Regions from separate parts of the Homo sapiens genome. Here region 2 is linked to region 1. The links are chromatin contacts, found by Hi-C or POLR2A ChIA-PET in ENCODE. All regions are on one chromosome and are shown on one strand. The core of a region is the stretch at or near the end of the contact, and the rest is flanking DNA. Distances in the headings are between cores, read along the strand shown.

What was found. Hi-C counts contacts between places; a loop is a spot of excess contacts on that map. ChIA-PET counts read pairs that join two places held with the same protein, here RNA polymerase II (POLR2A). Pooled maps may share reads with other maps.
Region 2: a map of PC-9 shows a loop between it and region 1 (9-fold over the local background). The contact joins two enhancer-like sites. A Hi-C loop is called at or near these places in 1 of 168 maps with a recorded cell type or tissue (PC-9), 1 of 37 single-sample maps with no recorded cell type and 10 of 50 pooled maps. POLR2A ChIA-PET finds 5 or more read pairs at or near these places in 3 of 52 experiments (CD4-positive, alpha-beta T cell, OCI-LY7 and endothelial cell of umbilical vein).

Annotation. Positions count from the first base shown.
Region 1 is chr13:98,508,167-98,511,111 of GRCh38, reverse strand. The region is part of intron 2 of STK24 (serine/threonine kinase 24); the gene reads left to right. Among named protein-coding and RNA genes, the nearest start is that of STK24, 67 kb to the left of the region's middle. Within about 2 kb of position 1,456, at least 29 of the 41 ENCODE cell types and tissues checked have a DNase peak (open chromatin) inside an H3K27ac peak, as active enhancers do; they include PC-9, where a contact is called at or near this core.
Region 2 is chr13:98,648,922-98,651,866 of GRCh38, reverse strand. No RefSeq gene overlaps it. Among named protein-coding and RNA genes, the nearest start is that of STK24-AS1, 73 kb to the right of the region's middle. Within about 2 kb of position 1,411, at least 7 of the 41 ENCODE cell types and tissues checked have a DNase peak (open chromatin) inside an H3K27ac peak, as active enhancers do; they include PC-9, where a contact is called at or near this core.

The DNA.
Region 1 (2,945 bases), core at 207-2,706:
TGGGAGGATCACTTGAGCCCAGGTGTTCGAGGCTGCAGTGAGCTATGATTGTGCCATTGTACCCCAGCCTGGGTAACAGAGTGAGACACTGTCTATCTCTTTTATTAGTAAGGAAAAAATACTACCGTGTGGTTGTTCGGAATAGCCTTACCAGCTAAATGCCTGGTTTAGCTGTGGGTTTTTGTTTCTGTGTTTAAGTAAAAAAATAAAAACCTTTACCGATCTACAATTCACCCACTTAAAATATACAATTCAAGAGTTTCTGGTATATCACAGAGCGGTGCAGCCATCACCACAATTTTAGAACATTTCATCCCCTCGAAAGATACTCTACCCATCATCATTCACTTCCCATTTCTTCCCAGATTCCCGAGTCTCCTTTCTGTCTCTATAGATTTGCGTATTCTGGACACCTCATATAAGTGTAATTATAGAACATGTGTCCTGTTGTGTCTGGTTTGTTTCACGCGGCATGTTTTCAAGGGCTCTGTTGCAGCATGTGTCAATAGCTCTTTTTATTGCTGAATAATGTTCCATTCTGTGGATAGACCACACTTTGTTATCTATTTATCAGTTGGTGGATATTTGGGTTTTTATTTTTTGGCTGTTGTGAATACTGTTCCCATGAACATTCGTGTACAAGTTTTTGTGTGGATATGTTTTCCTTTCTTTTGGATGTATTACTTGGGAGTGGGGTTATTGGGTCAAATGTGTTTTGGGAGCCCCCATCTGAATTGGGTTCCAGTATCAGAGTAGCTAGCGACCCTTCCCTAAGGGGAACTGAAAGGCAGCTGGATGTGGGTGATGACCGTGTGCCTTTCACAGGATGCTTCTTTTACCTGGTGGATGGGCTCACGCATAATGGTCTGAGCCCCGACTCGGGAAACTTGTTTATACTGACGGACACCCCTGTGGGTCTTGTCTGACTACCTGGCCATCATTCTGGTGCTGGGAGTCCAACCTTGTTTGCTCCCACACGTCCTGGGGTAATGTGGTTGGTTCTTCGGATGGAGGGTACAGAGTCCGTACACCATCACAACAGGAAGCAAGTTCAAACATATATTTTAGAAGATGCTTTTGAAAAATGGCTACATAATGATTGTACAGATATCTGAGGTACATGTGATATTTTGATATTACATATAATATGTCGTGGTCAAATCCAAGTTCAAAGACTTATTACTTACATATCCTGGGCAGGAGGCAGTCCTCTGTCCTGGGTTACACAAGGCAAGAATGAAGAGTCAGGCAGAGAGAGAGAGCGACAGAGAGAGTGTGCACAACTGGCAGTATACATTATATAAGAGGGAACAGGGCGTGGGGCTCTGTAAGTTCTCGGGCAGGCCTGAGTGTTCTGTTTAAAGGAAGCAGATGGAACATGGGGAGCTCAGTCTGCTGGGTGTAGGAGATGCCTCTAAGTTCTTATCTTGGCCAGCGAGCTGGGCCTTTTGGGTGTGGTCTAGAACTGGAGACCGTGTCAAGGGTGACTAAGCCCTGCTTCTGGTATGAGAAAGTTAAACTTGTATTCAAAATGGATGCCAAGGCAACATAAAATTTGAAGAGTTTACTGTAATATACAAATTTTATGTTTAACCTTTTGAGGAACTGGTTTTTTTTTTTGTTTTTGAGGAACTGTTGAGACTGTTTTCAGTAGTGGCTTATGTTCTCATGGTAGTGAATGAAGGTTTCAATTTCCCCTTGTTTGTTTTTTTAAAATTGTGTTAAGCAGTATCTCATGGTTTTCACATGCATTTCCCTCATGACTAATCATGGCTAATTGTGTTGAGCATGGTTTGTCTACGTTCTTGGCAACATTGATACTATAAAACTTTCTTTCACCAATCTCTTAGCTATAACAGTATTTTATGTTTATTTCCATTTCTATTAATCATAACTTTGAGCATCTATGTATGTTCTTAACCATTAGGATTATTCTGTTGAATTCATATCTCCTAGGAAGTTTTCTATAGTTTAATGTGTTTATTACATGTGATTATCAAATTCCCTTTCAATTTTCTAGTCAGGAAATAATTGTCTGATAATTAGGCTTATGAAGTATTGTGAAACTAAAAAAGGGTGCCCAAAACTATATGTTTTGGCCTGGTAGCCACATTACAAATTAATTCATTACAAATTATTTCTAGTCTGTGAACAGGAGCTCTTGTGAGTCTCACCAGCGCTAGTCACATTCCTCAAGCTTGACCATCCCTTTGAGAACTGATGAAACAGCTTTGAAATTGGCAAAGCTGAAGAATGGACTTCAAAGCAGAGAAGGTGTGAATTGTTTTAAGTGGGAGCTTCATGGGAATAAAATATGAGGCGTGGCCCTGAAGGTTAGTTTGTGGTATGTTACAAAGTTAACTCATTCTGATTTAAGACCACCTTTTCTGAGAGTTAGGGGAAAGTGCTTTTTCTCTCTGCCATAGCTCGTATGGCATGGAACCAGACACTGTGTACACAGACATGCCCCTGGCCCCTTTAAAATACCCCCTGTTCCTCCCACCCTCACTTTCCCGGACAATAGCAATAAGTTTACCAAGAAAGATCTCATCTTCTGTCCCAACAGAAATTCTAAGTAGCATTTCTGCTCTCCAGTGGGGCTTGTGGTGTAAGTTGCATTTAAATTGGCATTCTTTTCTGCTGACCCTGAAAGGCTAGTGGTTTACTTGTAGGCAAATACTCTTGCTGTTTATTAACATACATTCTTCTGTGAAATTTCCTACTATGTTTCTTGTCTCTTAGTGTTGGTTTTTGATACCACAGGTGTGTTCTCTGACTTTATCACACTAGTTTTAACTTTGAAGCGTCCTCTGTTGGGGAAAAAAATCCTTGATTTTAATGTAGTTAATCCATCAGTTTTTCACCTTATATGATTTCTGCTTTTGGGATCCTGTATACGAAATACATCAGCTTCTCATAGGTTACAAATATATTTATTTTTTTTC
Region 2 (2,945 bases), core at 162-2,661, 140 kb before region 1:
TTTCACAGGGGTCTGCCCCACCCTGCTTACCACATGAGCCTTGACAATCGCTCCAGAGAGTCTGCTTTTGAGAATCTCTTGTAATCTGTTTTACCCTGGAAAAAACTTTTATGTCTACTGATCTGCTGGGGCCCATCTACCTGACCCATTCCTATGACTTAAAAGGCCCTCCCTTTTTCCTAACCAGGTACCCTACTGTCTTGCTTAACTAATATGATTATGTCCTCAGCTGGACTAATGGGGGGGACCAAATCCTTCTAGGGGAGAGGGAGAGACAAACAATCAGGTGTTTCTGAAACCTTATCTCCTCTCTCCATCAGCGATGTCGACCATGAAGGATTGGACAAGACTATATATTTCAGGAGCACCGCTCTGGTATGCAAATCTGTGCACAGAGACCCATGACTGCTGAAAACCAGTTTTAATACCTGGTTTCTGAAAGACTCTTCCAGAAGCAATGTGGGTCTTCATCTTGTTGCTATGGAGGTTGCCAAAGGCCTCCAGCTCAGTTTCCAGAATTCGCAGCGTTAGAGATCCCACCATTCAGACTTATTCAAGTCCTTTCCCATGGGCAAGACTCAACAAAACCAACATGCTCACTCACACATTTACAGTGAAAACAGTCACATCTTCATTTTAGCAGGTCAATAACCTTGGAAAAAAAAATACATTCGGATTGGAGTTGTGCTGTGAATATGAAATTAAAATAGAAGAAGCCAGCTGTTGGAAGAAATATTTTTACCAAGCCATGGTCAGCTAATAAGTTCCCATTCTCCACTATCGAGAGACAGATACTGTTTATCCTGCTTGTGAACCCCTTTCCTTTCTGATTTCTGTGTTTCTGACCAATTCCTTTCTCTTCACCTTTCCCTTCTCAATGCTCCAAGCCAACTCTCAGAACTCAACTCACAAAAACATTGCACCATCATCATCCTTTGCATGGAGTTCGTGCCAATCCTAGTTGCACTTCCTCATCAGAACCTGACTATTTTATGATCATTTCTCAAAGCTTCTCTTCTCAGTCCTTGCTGCTGTCAGTTTCCCCTTCACCAAGTGCTTGGCCTCCTTGTCTAGAACATCCTTGCATGTCTTGGAATTCATGTAATCAAGGAAGAGGAGGCTCGGAAGCATCCGAGCTATGCCACCACACCCCTCGGGATGGCAAGCTTGAGAAACTGGCTTTGCAGGAAGCTTGCTGCAGTGAGAAACAGGCTTTATAGACAGGGCGATTGGCATGAAGGAGCCTTGTGAAGGTAGGAATGTATGTCACAGGCACAGTTTTGGGACAAAGTCCAACTCCGTACGTCCACAGGTGGAGCCGATTCCTGTCAGGTCAGTCTCCATCTAGGCGAAGCCCTTCCAGGAAGGGCACCGAGTTCCAGGGCTCGATGACATCACTGGGGCAGAGCTGCAGGACCAGCCCCTGCCCCTGCTCACTCTCTGTGCCCTTTGCAAACAATGGCCTGCCCCAGGGGACCAGGGTAGAAGCCTCCACCCTGTCTTTGCTTCTCTTATCTCTGAAGTATGGTTTCTCAACCTTGGCACTATTGACACTTGGGGCTGCATAATTCTTGGCTATGTGGGCTACCCTGTGCATTGGAGGCTGTTTAGTAGCACCCCTGGCCTTGACACTAGACGCTTCGTTTATGTCAAGGAAAAATGTCTTCAGACATTGATAAATATCCCTTCTGCGGGGCAAAACCACCCATGGATGAAAACTACGGATACCAAGCTGCCCTCCACTTTCAGAGCAATAAGAAGAGGACACAGGGCCTCTGCTTTCAAGTGGGTGCAGAAAGTAAGACTGGAGCGAGGGGAGGGTTGGAGCCAGCAGGTAAATGCTGTAACAGAGGCTTAGGCAATCCCCTGCCGCTGCATCTCAAACACTTGTTTGTGCAACAAATAATTAAATATGCTATGTGCACAAATCTGCCCATTTGTAGATTCTGGACAATTTCAGAGATACCCTCCTGTCCCCTACCACGAGGCTACTTGCATCTATTATGTTTACCCATGCCAAGTCAAACAGAAGACTCCTCTTTTAAAGTCCTCAAAGCAAAGTTCTCAAAGTCCAAGTTCACCACCAGCATCTTAAGAAGTGTGATTGTTGGCTGGGCGCGGTGGCTCATGCCTATAATCCCAGCACTTTGGGAGGCCGAGGCAGGCAGATCACGAGGTCAGGAGTTCAAGACCAGCCTGGCCAACATGGTGAAACCCTGTCTCTACTAAAAATACAAAAATTAGCTGGGCATGGTGATGCTCACCTGTAATCCCAGCTACTCAGGAGGCTGAGACAGGAGAATCGCTTGAATCCGGGAGGCGGAAGTTGCAATGAGCTGAGATTGCGCCACTGCACTCCAGCCTGGCGACAAAACGAAACTCCATCTCGAAGAAAAAAAAAGAAGAAGAAGTATGATTGTTGTTGTCAATGATGATGTTATTACTGCATAAACAACATTAAGGAAAATTTAAAAAACAAACTGGGCTAGGTATGATGGCTCACACGTGTGATTACAGCCCTTTAGGGGTCTGAGATGGAAGGACTGCTTGAGGCCAGGAGTTTGAGACCAGCCTGGGAAACACAGCAAGACCCTGTCTCTACAAAAAATAAAACAAATTAGCCAAGTGTGGTGGTGTGCTCCTATATTCCCAGCTTCCTGGGAGGCTGAGGCAGGAGAATCCCTTCAGCCCAGGAGTTTGAGGCTGCAGTGAGCTATGATGGTGCCACTGCACTCCAGCCTGGGTGACAGAGCAAGACTCTATCCCTTTAACAAAAACATGACAAATTCTACTGTTATATTATCTCTCCAAATCAAGTGGTTCTCCTTTCTTCATTTCCCTCCAGCCCTTTACCATACGAATACATGCTTTTCTTACACATAAAACTCTTGAGTAGACCCATCTTCAATTTTCAACACAACTTCTCCTGAACATTTATGGGATGA